Regions from separate parts of the Mus musculus genome. Here region 2 is linked to region 1. A link is a contact called in ENCODE POLR2A ChIA-PET data. All regions are on one chromosome and are shown on one strand. Each heading gives the region's core, a stretch centred on a gene start or an enhancer-like site at or near the end of the contact. The rest is flanking DNA. Distances are from core to core; before and after follow the strand shown. Region 1 holds the start of Ucn (urocortin). Region 2 holds the start of Eif2b4 (eukaryotic translation initiation factor 2B, subunit 4 delta).

What was found. ChIA-PET counts read pairs that join two places held with the same protein, here RNA polymerase II (POLR2A).
Region 2: POLR2A ChIA-PET joins it to region 1 with 14 read pairs in embryonic stem cell. The contact joins the promoter of Eif2b4 here to the promoter of Ucn in region 1. POLR2A ChIA-PET finds 5 or more read pairs at or near these places in 2 of 5 experiments (Patski and embryonic stem cell).

Annotation. Positions count from the first base shown.
Region 1 is chr5:31,135,007-31,141,922 of GRCm38, reverse strand. It overlaps Ucn (urocortin), which reads left to right and starts at 3,028. Exons shown (of 2, transcript NM_021290.2): 1 at 3,028-3,126; 2 at 3,390-3,934. The coding sequence starts at 3,403. The coding sequence ends at 3,771. It overlaps Trim54 (tripartite motif-containing 54), which reads right to left. Exons shown (of 9, transcript NM_021447.2): 5 at 5,647-5,880; 6 at 5,148-5,170; 7 at 4,911-5,035; 8 at 4,710-4,802; 9 at 4,297-4,446. The coding sequence ends at 4,430. Mpv17 (MpV17 mitochondrial inner membrane protein) reads left to right here. Exons shown (of 8, transcript NM_008622.6): 8 at 73-1,260. The coding sequence ends at 142. Gm15469 (a long non-coding RNA gene) reads left to right here and starts at 4,486. Exons shown (of 2, transcript XR_003955738.1): 1 at 4,486-5,196; 2 at 5,621-6,167.
Region 2 is chr5:31,188,836-31,195,751 of GRCm38, reverse strand. Eif2b4 (eukaryotic translation initiation factor 2B, subunit 4 delta) reads left to right here and starts at 2,613. Exons shown (of 13, transcript NM_010122.2): 1 at 2,613-2,759; 2 at 3,127-3,170; 3 at 3,464-3,599; 4 at 4,005-4,211; 5 at 4,305-4,387; 6 at 4,512-4,603; 7 at 4,801-4,915; 8 at 5,094-5,170; 9 at 5,291-5,393; 10 at 5,744-5,871; 11 at 6,006-6,183. The coding sequence starts at 2,729. It overlaps Snx17 (sorting nexin 17), which reads right to left and starts at 2,448. Exons shown (of 15, transcript NM_153680.2): 1 at 2,287-2,448; 2 at 1,809-1,883; 3 at 839-956; 4 at 273-337; 5 at 1-6. The coding sequence starts at 2,349.

The DNA of each region.
Region 1 (6,916 bases), core at 1,779-4,278:
TGCGTAAGTCCTTTCCATTGCTCTCCCTACCCTGCTCCTTCTCTTCTTCACAGTAGCATTCTTGTCCCTTAGGTTGGCTGTTGTCCAGTGTGTTGCTATTGTCTGGAACTCCTACCTATCCTGGAAGGCACATCAGTTCTAAGCGTGCCTTGTTCCATGGTTTGCACCTTGTACTGATGCACCGTGACCCTGGAATGCTTGGACAGCTTCTTCAAACTAACCACATCAGGACTGGAGCGGTGACTCAGCTGTTAGAAGCACGGATTATCTGCTCTACAGAGGACCTAAATTTGGTTCCAAGCACCCACATCGGGTGGCTCACAACTCCCTATGTCTCAAGCTCCAGGAGATCTGATGTTCTCTTCTGGCCTCTGAAGCACCTGCACAAACATGTATATACCCACGAATAGACACGCATTTGTAATTAAGCACACAATGAAATCTTTAAAAGGAAGGAGTGTGTCAGCTTCCATGCTATGGGGTTGCTGATCAGAATAGGGTGACCACTCTGAAGTGGCACATTTCACTTTAACCACTAAGACATTTATAATATTGCTGTCACTCTGGCCCTTAGCTGATGGGGACACACTATAAGAATTGTGTCCTGGGGGCTGGAGAGATGGCTCAGCCTGTAAGAGCACTGACTGCTCTTCAGAAGCTCCTGAGTTCAAATCCCAGCAACCACATGGTGGCTCACAACCATCTGTAAAGAGATCTGACGCCCTCTTCTGGAGTGTCTGAAGACAGCTACAGTGTACTCATATTTAATTAATTAATTAATAATTAATTAATTAATATAGAATTGTGTCCTGGAAGCCAGGCATGGTGGTACATGCCTTCAATCCCAGCACTTGGGAGGCAGAGGCAGGCAGATTTCTGAGTTCAAGGTCAGCCTAGTCTACAGAGTGAGTTCCAGGACAGCCAGGGCTATACAGAGAAACCCTGTGTCAGGAAAAAAAACAAAAAAACAAAACCAAAAAAAAAAAAATGAAAGTCTGTGTCAGTCTCAACCTAGTGACAATCCTGCCTCAGCTTCTCAGCTTCTCAAATGCTGGATTAGAGAATTGTGTCTTGGGCTACAGATATCGCTCAGTGATTAAGAGCACTGACTGCTCTTCCAGAGGTCCTGAGTTCAAGTCCCAGCAATCACATGGTGGCTCACAACCATCTGTAATGGGGTCTGATGCCCTCTTCTGGTGTGTCTGAAGACAGCTACAGTGTACTCATATACATTAAATAAATAAATCTTTTTTTAAAATCAAACAAGAATTGTGTCTTTAGCAGTTTTGTCACTGTGCACACATAAGGAGTATACTTATGCAGATGGTAACAATCAGTTGCTCAACATGGCCTCTTCGTGCACAAGCATGTGGTGTATTTTTCTGCTGCCAGTCTGACATGGTATACTGTTTTACAGAGAGCTTTTTCATATGTAGAACACTGTCATTAAGATGTATACGCTGTACATAATTGCACAAGATATACTTCCATATTACTGCCAGCTTGGTCTGTTTCCACCAGCATTATTGCAGATTCATGAATAATGCACCAAACTGAGACATAAGAACTAATGCTGCTATGTGGTAGGGATATTTCAGCTCCGCTATGATTATCTGAAGCCACCATTGTGTGTTGCCATCACTGACTAAAAGGTTGCTATGCAGCATGACTGTCTACATTCCCACCACATAGTATATTCCTCACAGATATTTGTAGAATAATATGACCTTGCCAACTTTACACCTATGTCCCAATAGCTAGCACACGTCCCCACTCTGTATAGATACAACTTCCTGTCTAGAGTTGAGACTTGAACTCAGCATTGTGGATGCTAGTCACGTGCTCTAACAACTAAGCAACATCCCTAGACTAGAGTGGCTATCACGCTTAACTTTTCTAGGTCCTAGTGCCTTTCGAGACCCTGTCAGGGACTTTATAGGCACAGAAATAGATACATTATTATCTGGGATCTGCAGTGGCTATGAATAAGACCCTTCAGAAGAGCACAGACCTGTCTGTAACTGGAAAGAAGCAGAGGCTGTTCATTTACAAAGACAGACGCCAATGGTTTCAGAAGTGAGGGACCTGACTACACAAGCTGGTGGCAGAGGAGGAACTTGGGCCAAAGTTTTCTCACTTCTACCTAGTGATTTCTTCGTTTTCGTGTGTGTGTTTGTGTGTGTGTGTGTGTGTGTGTGTGTGTGTGTGTGTGTGTGTGTGTGTGTTCAAAACTGGGTTTCTTTGTGTAGTCTTGGAACCAGCTCAGTAGACCAGTCTGGCCTCAAACTCAGAGATCTGCCTGCCTCTGTCTCCTGGGTGCTATGATTAAAGGAGTGCACCAGCACCACCCCAGCTCCTGACCTAGAAGGTAAAAAGGTATAATAGTACTGTTTCTGTGTTTCCTAGGAAAAAGCTGACTTTGCCAAACTCAGGAGGTACGTTAAGTTCTGAAAGCCAAACACCCTTTTATGCCATTCTGACACCTGTAGATTTTAGTTTGTACTGCTGTACAATGGTCAGTAGAATGGGTCAGACCCACTGTATTGGAGAGCCTTTGGGTGGGACTGTGTTGTCTGAGCCCCTGCCAGCAGAGCATTTCTGATCTCAATTTGAGGACCCAGTAGCCGGCCTAGGGACCGTGTCTAAGCAGCCCAGGCTTCTCCCCAGAACTTCTGTCCAGATTGTGGCTGTGAAGAAGTTCGGAACCACGGACAGCTCCACAGTCCTCCCTCTCTACTTGAGAAGAGAAACAACCCCTGACTATTCCTGCTCTGGAGACATTGGTGGTTCTGTGTCGGGGAAGGACTCTGCATCCGGAAGATCTATCTTTATGGCTCTGCCAGCTTCTCCCTCTACAGCCAGGGTGCTTCCAAAGATAGCTCCAGGGACACAAAGTCAGGATACGCACCCCTCTGGGGGCTCGAAGCTGCTGGACTCAAAGCTGCCGGTGTCATTGTTTCTACAATCAGTTCATGTTCTTCGCTGACGTCAGTCGGAGCTGTCCTGGTGCTATATAAGGCTGGCGGCGGTCCCGGGACAGACCCCGTGCTCCCCAAGGCGTCTTCAGCCCGTCCCCGGGGACAGAGTGGAGCTCCATCTTGCACTGGGCAGACACTCCGATAACCTGTGAGTGGCTTGAAGCAACGATCCAGACTCCCTTACCACCAAGACTCTGCACTCAGCCCACCCACTGTGACCTGCCGGGAGGGAAGGAGGGAGAGAGGGGTGGAACTGGACTGGCACAGCGCCTAGGGCTGGTGGGCAGGATGTGGACACCAGGCAACAGCTGGAGGGTCTCGGCAGGGGCACTGGGCGTGCGCGCCAAGGGGCTCGTGTTACCTGCGGCTGCTCCAAGTGCACCTCACCCTATGCTGCCCCTGTGTGTCCAGGGCAGGCGGCACCATGATACAGAGGGGACGCGCTACGCTCCTGGTGGCGTTGCTGCTCTTGGCACAGCTTCGCCCGGAGAGCAGCCAGTGGAGCCCAGCGGCTGCGGCGGCAACTGGGGTCCAGGATCCGAATCTGCGATGGAGCCCTGGAGTGCGGAATCAGGGCGGCGGCGTCCGCGCGCTCCTCTTGCTGTTAGCGGAGCGCTTCCCGCGCCGCGCAGGATCTGAGCCTGCGGGCGAGCGGCAGCGACGGGACGACCCTCCACTGTCCATCGACCTCACCTTCCACCTGCTGCGGACCCTGCTGGAGCTAGCTCGGACACAGAGCCAGCGCGAGCGCGCAGAGCAGAACCGCATCATATTCGATTCGGTGGGCAAGTGATCGGCCCCGTATGGGGTCACGAAAGCCTTGACCCTTTCCCTTACCTACCCCGGGGCTGGAACGCGCACAACCGGAGCTGTCTCAGTCCCGCGGTGCAGCGCCGCCCAGAGTCACCCTGAATACTCTGAGTGGTTATTTTTTAATAAAACTGCCCAAGAGCTTAGCCTCTATCTTCTGTCATAGTGGTGAGAGGGCACCGGCAACTACAGTTAGGGTAAGAACTTTTGGGAAAGTGGAGCTCTCCAGGCCGGTAGGAGAGACAAGCATGCTAAATGAGATGGGAGAGGAAGCCTATTAAATTCCTGGGAGCCCTTCCCCCAACCCGCCAGATCCCGGAACTCGGAGGTCTGATACCCTTTCAGGGTCTCCGGCTTAGGAGGCAACCTCTAGTGTAAAGGGAATGGCCACGAGGGACTATTTCGCCTCCGCCCCTTCAGATGGTCTGGGGTTGAGAAAGGGTAGAGCGATGGCGAGGTTGCTTCTATAGCTGAGCCTAGGAGTGGACAGCAAAAGGAGCCGAGGACGTGGGACACTTGAGTCCTTTATTGAGAACCTTCCCGGGGGCGGGAAGCCGAGCTTGGTGGCGCGGTGGTCTCTGCGCAGATCCTCAGCATCCCTTGGCTCCCGCTTCGGGTGTGCGCTCTGGATCAGAGTCGGGTCAGTGCAGGCCTGAGCCTGGGGGGGGGGGGGGAATTAACCGCCCGGTGAGCGGGTGCTCCAAACGAACAAGGCACTCCCGACAGCTCGCTCTCCCAGGCAGCGGGGGTTCTATTACACGGTACCTTGCAGGCTCCCCCAAAGCCGTGGGGAAACGTGCACTTTTCAGAGCGCTAGGCGGTGCGCTTTGAGGCTCCTGGTGTCTGCCTTGAAGGCAATCACCCAAGGGACCGTGAGTTTGGTAACTACTCCTCACCCCCAAACCTTCGTCCAACTCTCACCTTCTGGCACGTCCAGCCGCTCCTCCTCCAGCCCCGCATTGCCCTCCTCCCCATCCAAAGCCATGTCGTCATCCTCTTCATCCCCAGCGGCGCCTAGGTGGAAGGCAGGTCTAGTGAGGTGGAGCCCCTGCTCTTCTGGCCGTAGCACCCACCTCGTACCCCTTCAGCAGGTCTAAACAGTCCCTCTCCCGGCTCCCTCACCCGGCTGGAAGTCGATGGTTCGCAACATTTCGGCCACGTGCTCCACGCTCACAGAGAATTGCTCCATGCTCTCATAGCCTGGCTCCGGCCGTCCTGCCAGCTCCACCTTCGACATTGCCCCGACCCTGTGATGGCCACAAGGGCTCAGCAGAGGGACCCCGCTCCCTCAAGCCCCTCCCAGGTCAGAAGGAAAGAATCCACAGGGTCCCTTCCTTTCCCACCGCGCAGTCCACTCACTTGTTGATCAGCTCCTTTGCCTGCTGCAGGGGAGAAAAGGAGGGCCAAGGTGAGCACTGGGCCAGCCCTGGTAAAATCCCAATTCTGATTCTCGCCAATCTTGCGGGGTAGGAAGGGATTTATATCCCAATTCAAGGGGGTTGGGGGGGGGCGAGAGACAGAAACAGAGAGATAGAGACAGAGAGAGAGAGACCGAGAGACCGAGAGACAGAAACAGAGAAAGAGACAGAGACAGGAACACAGAGAGAGAGAAACATACAGAGAGATAGAGACAGAGACAGAATGACCGAGAGACAGAAACAGAGACAGAAACACACACAGAGAGAGAGAGAGAGAGAGAGAGAGAGAGAGAGAGAGAGAGAGAGAGAGAGAGAGCGCACAACATGATAGAGTGATTTTTCCTATGTGGTGACAAGAGGTAAAGCTTGATCCCCGCTCCCCAGGCCCTGAGTCCCCCCCAACCCACCCTGCAGGCCCGCCTCCCTCCCTCTCCGCCAACCTGGAGGTAGAGAGCCATCTGCGGCTCCTCCATGGACTGGATGGCGGACTCCACCAGCTTTGAGGAGCCCTCCAAGTGGTCTCCGTACTGGCGGATGAGGCCCCGCACGCGCTGCAACTTCTCCTCCTGCTCCCGGGCCAGTGCTTGAAGCAGTTCGCCCTTGCGCTCCTCCAAAACCGCGCACAGGGTCTCGAACCTCTGGTTTAACAGTTGCTTCTGTCTGCGGCTGTTGTCCTGAAAGACCACAGCAGTATGATCTCGCCTACGCATGCCCAGAGCTCGAGAGCACGAAATTTTAGTCCTCGCCCCACTTTAAAAAAAGCCGAGAAGGAAAGTGACCTGGCTAGGGTCACACCCTGAGTTGGGGACACAGAACCCAGCTCAGATGTTTTCAGTTCACAGTGATGACAAGAATGACAAAGAATTTCAAAGTTGTTTCCCTGCTGGCCCTGGCTCTGCCTTGCACTAATTCCCACTTCCTTGTTAAGAAAATTAAATCAGTGGCTACTGTGTGACTACCAGCATCACCTTTTAAAGTTAATTGAATTTTAGCCGGTGCTCAGACCTCTATGAGTTCGAGGCCAGCCTGGTCTACAGAGGGAGCTCCAGGGCAGCCAAAGCTCCATGGAGAAACCCTGTCTCAAAAACAAACATTTTAAAAACTAGTAATTTTTTGTCTGATATGAAATTAAGTCTTATTTTAAAACACAGACATTGGTTAGAGAGGTAGAGGGAGGGCTTTGCTGTTAGTGCCTCCTGCTCTTGCAGAGGACCTAAGTTTTGTTCCTAGAATTCATGTCGAATGACAACTTCCTGTAACTCCAAAGGACCCAGCAAGCTCCTCTGACCTCCATGGGCAATAACATTCAAGTGCACATGTCCATACACAGACACACAGGAACACATAAATGAAAATAAACAATAAATCTAAATGTTTAGAATTAATTTACTGAAAATATTGCCACACTATTCAAATATATTTAGTTAAATATATAATAAGTATATAATTCTCATCATATAATTTTAAGTAAATTTATTCATTGATAATTTCATATATATATATATGTGTATATATATATATATATATATATTGATTACTCTCACATCCAGTCTCTTTTCTCTCCCTCCCTTCTCTATAAACCCCTCCTCCCCATGCCTCCCACATTGATGTCTTTTTACTTTGCTTATTTATTTACTGCCACAATTTTATTTGTATTATTTTCATTTGGGCATATGTTGTGCTTGGTGTGAGCTCCCATGATGATCAGAG
Region 2 (6,916 bases), core at 1,364-3,863, 54 kb before region 1:
GGTCTCCTGTGTGAATAAATGAGATGGGGGGCACTGCCTTGTTAATGCAGGTCTAGGGTCCAGCTTAGATGCATCCCATTTTCCAAACTCCCTCCGGTATCATCCTTAAATAAAGGCTGGCCTTTTCTTGACTTCAGCGGTACAGTAGAAGGTTTGTTCCATTAAAAAAAAAAAAAAAAAAAAAAAGGTGCCAGGAAATACCCGTGTAATTAAAATGACATGATCCCCCATCAGGTCCCTCTCTTAAATATGGGTTCTACCCAAAGCCTTACCTGTTGGGCCCGACGTAGAAAGCTATTAAAAGTCTCACTGCTCCCAAGCAATGGGTCTTGCCGAACTGTGGAGTCAAGAGAACAATATTCTAGTAACTTAAGACTCACTGTAGGCTTCCCCCGCCCAAGTCCTCTTAGTAGGTCCCCCAACCCCATTTCCTGGGCTGACGGTGGCCTGCCACACCCCCAGCTGGCCTCACCTCACACACTGTTTGCATAAATTCTTCACCTGCCCCACCCTTGGCTGCCATCTAGTTGAGTCCAGTCTACAGAACTAGGGAAATAACAATGATGTTAATCTGAAGCACATGAGATACAAAGTTCTCCCCACAAATTCCTCGTAATTCTACTATTGTACTAGTATTTCTCACAGAGATAAGTTTCCACATTTCTTTACTAATATGGAAAGTTTAAAGTCCGTGATGGCTATTCGCTTTGCTGGTTAAGTAACATCAGACCAGAGACTTCCTAAATCTAACCATTAAGATGGGGCGTTTGACAGAGCCACCTGACTTCAATCTCTCCCCGTGCGCTCACAGCAGCCTAGAGTTTACCCGTGCACTCACCAGCTTGCATGTACTTCTCCAACTGCTCTCTCCTCTGCTCCACCTCTGCAGGGGTCAAAGAGAACAGCTTCTTTGGGGGGAATGCAGGAACCACGTTGGCCCCATACTCCTTCCGAAGCTATGGCGAGAAAGAGATACAATTCTTCACATAACACAGGAACTGAGTGGTGACAACTAAGACTCACCCAAGTCCTCCTGGGTTCTTCTAACAACTCTTTAAAAGACGTGTGACAAAAGATGACTTTGGCAGAGTCAGGACCCCCAAAGATCTTAGGTATAAATTCTTGTATGTGTTCATGTGAAGACATTATAGGGTGATTTTTCATGGGGTCCTGGGTCCAGGAGCCCTTTGATTTACATAGCAAGACTGCTCAGTAGAGAACATTTATAGGGAACACTTATGTGCACAGATAATAAAGTCATAGCATACTCAAGTGTGTTGAAGGGACTTTGCTGATCCAAGAATCTACTTTTTATCTGGAGAAACTGAGGCGGGAAGAAATTAACTTGCTCAGGACTGACATCTAGTAGAAACAGGGCTCTCTAGAGATTCACTATCTATACAGAGCTCACTATCTGGTGAGGGGGGAAACATTTGGACATCTTATACACTGATGGGACCAAGAACACACAAGGAAAGCAGCGAATGGTTTGTATTAATCCGGGGAATGAATTCCCAAGTTATAGTTTAGGTGCCAGAAGGAATGTGCTTTGACTAACAGGGTTCAGTTTTTCCATGCAGGGGCAAAGGATGAAAAAGGAGACAGCTCAGAGAAGGAAGGATGTGTGAGTATAGGGAAGTACAGGAACTGTGAGAGACAAGCCGCTCAGAGAGTTTCCGGAAATGTCACGCTAACAAAGTCCACCTTCCACTGTAGCAGTGATTATAGGGTGATGTAATGAAAGGGGATTAATGTCCGTGGGTATGGAAGGGCTTGAAGCTGCATCTAGACAGGGTTGTTAGTCCCACCTGCTCGTGCAGCCCCAGAAGCTGGCTGTAGCGCACCCGACAGTGCAGGACTCCATTCACGTGAATGTTATAGGCCTGAGGACACAAAAGCAGGCAAACATCTCAGGATCGACGTGCAAACCACCTCTTGCCCCAGAAACCTGTCCGGAAGTTGCCTGACATATCCGTCTGCGCAACGCTCCGAGACTTCCCGGGATTTAGCCTGTTTTTCCCCCAGGGCCGGGTTTCAAGCAGAAGGCCCAGTCCCGAGGACACTCGGGCGCTTGTGCGGCAGTATCCCTCCCGGAGATGACAATAGTGCCCACCGCCAGAGCAGTCGCGGCCTGGCCGGGGAAAGAAGAACCTATTGGAGCTTGGGGTGGCTTAAGTACGAAACTGAGACATGAGATGGCTTCCAGTGAGGTTCGAAGGCTGGAGGCCGCTCCGAGAGCTCCGGCCCGTTATCCCCGCCCTGGCCCAGCTTCTAGCACCTCCTCACCACGTAGGCGGAGCCGCCGCTGTCCCCACTGCGGGACTCCGTTTCAGGAATGGAAAAGTGCATGTTCCCTAAGGCAGAGCTCCGTACTACCAGGTTCGCAGCGCCTCTGCTCGCTTGCCTCTGCCACTCAGCGCGTCTCCGCAGCCCAGCTCGCCATTTTGGTGGGCCTGAACTCCGAGGTGGGAAGGCTGTAGGATGACGGCTCTGCGAGCAGCAACCTCGGCATGCTGGGAGCTGTAGTCGAGCGCCGGAGACGCTCCTAATTGGGAACCCAACATCCTTTGGTCCTCACCGCGACCCGTAGTCCTGGGCGGGACCCAGTGCACGCCGGAAGTTGTAGTCCGCTGGGGACTGACTCCGCGGGAGGCATCAGGGGAGCCAGCAGCCCAGGTGGCGCTGTAGTGTGAGTGACCTCGGCGGGAGGAGCCTAGGACCCACAGTCATGGCTGCGGTGGCGGTGGCTGTTCGCGAAGGTGAGTGAAGGGCTAGATGCACCAAGTGGTAGAAGAGCAGATGAACACTGGATCGCTGATGCGGGGTCCGGAGCGCCTTTGGGCCTTGCCGCCGGGTTTCTGCACGTCGCGGGACTCTGGTTTACAAGATCTAGGGCGCAGCAGGGTGCTGCTTGCCGGCTGTTCCCAGAAGGGTGACTGACCCTTTTCCTCCCACGCCTGTCCTTTGATCCTGCCGCGCAGTGCGTCCCCACGCGGATCCCAGAGCGCCTCGCGCCCGGCAGCCGAGCTGTGGTCATGCCAACCCAGCAGCCAGCTGCGCCGACGAGTCTCCCCAAGTCCTCCCGGAGCCTGTCTGGCTCACTCTGTGCCCTGTTTTCTGATGCAGAATCGAGATCCGAGATGAAGACTGAACTTTCTCCTCGGCCCGGGGTAAGTGAGGGAGAGACCTCCTAAGTCGCCTGTCAAGAGCTACACAGAAAGCTGTGTCACCTTCATTTGGCCCCATCTCCCATCCTTTTCAGTTCATCTCTTAGTAGAACTGGGAGATTTTACAGAGCTTAACGGTGTGTGACTATGACTGAAGAAGTTTCTCTCCTTACTTACGTAGACTTGTAACAGAAGTCAGAGAGTGTTAGGAACTTAACCTTGGGGGAATCTAGTAAGCATCTTGATAAACCTTTGGAATGGCCTGGGGTAGAGCAGTTCCCGTGTCTGTGTCTCAGGCAGCAGGGCGGGAGTTGACCCAAGAAGAGAAGCTTCAGCTTCGAAAAGAAAAGAAACAGCAGAAGAAGAAACGGAAGGAGGAAAAGGGGGCAGACCAAGAAATTGGCTCTGCTGTGTCTGCAGCTCAACGGCAAGGTGCGGGGACGCTTTAAACGGCCGGGGGTAGGATGCTGGATGAGGGATTTGCAAAGGGAGATAGAACAAAGTTGGTTTGAGCAAGTACAAAAGCGGTTACTTGGAAGGCAGAGCCTGATGGTGCTGGCTGGTGGTGGCTTACAGCACACCTTTAACCCCAGCACTAAGGCCAAAGCAAAGGCAGGTGGATCTCTGATGAATTCCAGCCTCAGTCAAAAAAGGAAAAAAAAAAAAACTTAGATAAGGTAAAAGGGAAACTAAGGCCAAAGCAAAGACAGGTGGATCTCTGATGAATTCCAGCCTCAGTCAAGAAAGGGAAAAAAAATAGATAAAAGGGAAACTTTGGTTGGGGCAAAGAGATCACCGTCCTAGAGCCCAGGCACCTCTTCCCTCTGTATTTCATAGACCCAATCAGAGAACTCCCAGGACCTGGTAGTCAGCTGGGAGGTACTGCTGGGGAGAAACTTCCAGCTGGCCGGAGTAAGGCAGAACTTCGCGCCGAAAGGAGAGCCAAGCAGGAGGCAGAGCGGGCCCTGAAACAGGCAAGAAAAGGGGAACAAGGAGGCGTCCCTCCTCAGGCCTGCCCCAGCACTGCTGGAGAAACCACCTCAGGTATCTCTCTCCTCTTCATTCTCACACTCCACTTACCCAAACGCTCCCGTTTCGAGATGTATAGAGTCTTGAAAGCATCTCCCTAACTTTTAGGAGTGAAGCGTGTCCCCGAGCACACCCCAGCTGATGACCCCACACTTCTGAGGAGGCTCCTTAGAAAGCCAGATCGACAACAGGTAGGAAGTGGGTTTGGTACCTGGAGAATTGCCCTGGGCAAAGAAAAGATCTGGAAAAGCACGGAGTATTGGGATCAAATAGCCCACCCAGTCCCGTTTGATGATGTCTCTTTGTTTCATGGAGGTTCCTACACGAAAGGATTACGGATCCAAAGTCAGTCTCTTCTCCCACCTGCCTCAGTACAGCAGACAAAGCTCCTTGACCCAGTACATGAGGTAGGACCTTTAAGTCGGAGGAGATTGAGGAACTCAGTGTTAAAAGTGACTGGAACTGTGAGATGGGATGTGTGGGTGGGTGGGGTGCAAACTCAAGGCAAAACTACAGGAAATGGGGAAGCCCCTTCTCATGAGGGGCAGGGGCCAAGAGGTACTCAAGTTCCCTTAAAAAGTATGTGACACCGCCATCCCATCAGCATCCCATCCTCTGTGATCCACCCAGCCATGGTGAGACTCGGTCTGCAGTACTCCCAGGGCCTCATCAGTGGCTCCAATGCCCGGTGCATCGCACTGCTTCACGCCCTGCAGCAGGTACGTCCAGTTCTATTCTCCATGACCCTGCCCCATTCCCTAAGACTGCCCCAGCATGATGGTCCTCTCTGGGACAAAGAAGCAATGACTCTCACAATCTGAACACTTACTTCCCTAGTGAAGCTTACCCCTGTCCCATAGTAGAGATCTTCCTTAAGGGGTGTTTTGTATTCTCTAGGTGATTCAGGATTACACAACACCTCCCAGTGAGGAACTCTCCAGGGATCTTGTAAATAAACTAAAACCCTACATCAGGTGAGCACAGCCGTGCAGGTCCATTTGCACCTTACTGATGCCCCTCTCGACTTTGATCATGCTCTTCTCTCTCTTTAAGTCCTAACCAGTTGCACAAACCTGAGGTTATTGTTGTTGCAGCTTCCTGACGCAGTGCCGCCCCATGTCGGCAAGTATGTGCAACGCCATCAAGTTCCTAACCAAGGAAGTCACTGGCATGAGCAGCTCCAAGCGGGAAGAGGAGGTGATGGAGGATTCTGGGGGCGGGAGAGGCATGTACCTGTGGTTAGGATAAGCAGCATCTTCTGACCTCCCAGAAGATGTGTGTAGACATGCCACAGGGCCTAGTCAGGCTTAGGGGAGCACTTAGGCACTTGCACGCAGACCCATTGTTATGTATACTTATACAAGTAAATGGCACAAGACAGTCTATTTCATCCTGGCTGACCTAGAGCTCAGTAGATTGGCCAAGCTGGCCTCAGATCCAGAGATTCCACCTGCTTCCTAAGTGCTGGAAGGTGTGTGCCACCATGCTTGGCACGTACGGTATGCCAACCAGAGGGTGAACTGCATCCATGTTCTCTCAACATTTAGGCCAAGTCAGAACTTAGAGAAGCCCTCGACCGGTACGTGCAAGAGAAGATCGTGCTTGCAGCTCAGGCAATTTCACGATTTGCTTCTACAAAGATCAGTGATGGGGACGTGATCCTGGTATATGGATGGTATGGTCAGCACCTGAGTGAGAAAACTGGGGAGGGGACTGTCAGAAGAAAAGGCTGCCCTTGCCTTTGCAGACAGGCTGGCTACCAGCCAGTCACTTGAATAACATCTCTTCTCCTTCTCCATCCATATCTAGCTCATCTTTGGTGTCGAGAATTCTCCAGGAGGCCAGGGTCGAGGGCAGGCGGTTTCGGGTGGTGGTGGTGGACAGCCGGCCCCGGCTGGAAGGAAGGCACATGCTCCACTCTCTTGTCCGTGCTGGGGTCCCTACCTCCTATCTGCTGATTCCTGCAGCCTCCTATGTGCTTCCAGAGGTGAGGGTTCTCACAGCAAAGGAACTCCAGAGATAAAAGAGAAGGATAGAGTAACCCCAGCATAATAGTCTTACCTTGTGTTCTTTTCTTTTTTCTTTCACACTTATTTATTGTGACAGGAAATAAGGAATAGTGGGGTGGGGGTGGGGGGTGTTGAAGTCAGAAGACGATTCGGAAGAGTCAGTTTTTTCCTTTCTTTTTCTGTTTCTGTTTCTTTTTTTTTTCTCTCTTTTTTTCGTTTTTTTTTTTTTGTTTTTTGTTTTTTTTTAAAGATTTATTTATTATTGTATGTAAGTACACTGTAGCTGTCTTCAGACACATCAGAAGAGGGAGTCAGATCTTGTTACGGATGGTTGTGAGCCACCATGTGGTTGCTGGGATTTGAACTCTGGACCTTCGGAAGAGCAGTCGGGTGCTCTAACCCACTGAGCCATCTCACCAGCCCCTTGGTTTATTTTTTTTTGTTAGTTTTGTTTTGTTGAGACAAGGTTTCTCTGTGCACTAGTTCTGTAGTCCTGGCTGTCCTAGCGCTTGATTTGTAGACCAGGCCGACCTTGAACTCACAAGAGATCACCTGCCACCATACTCAACTGAATCAGTTCTTTCTTTCCACCATTTATGTCCTGAGGATAGAATTTAGAATGCCAGGCTCCACAATGACTTTACCCAGTGAGCCATCTCAGTGGCCCTTACCTCTTATTTATGCATTTGATTGTTTATGTTTTAGAGAGAT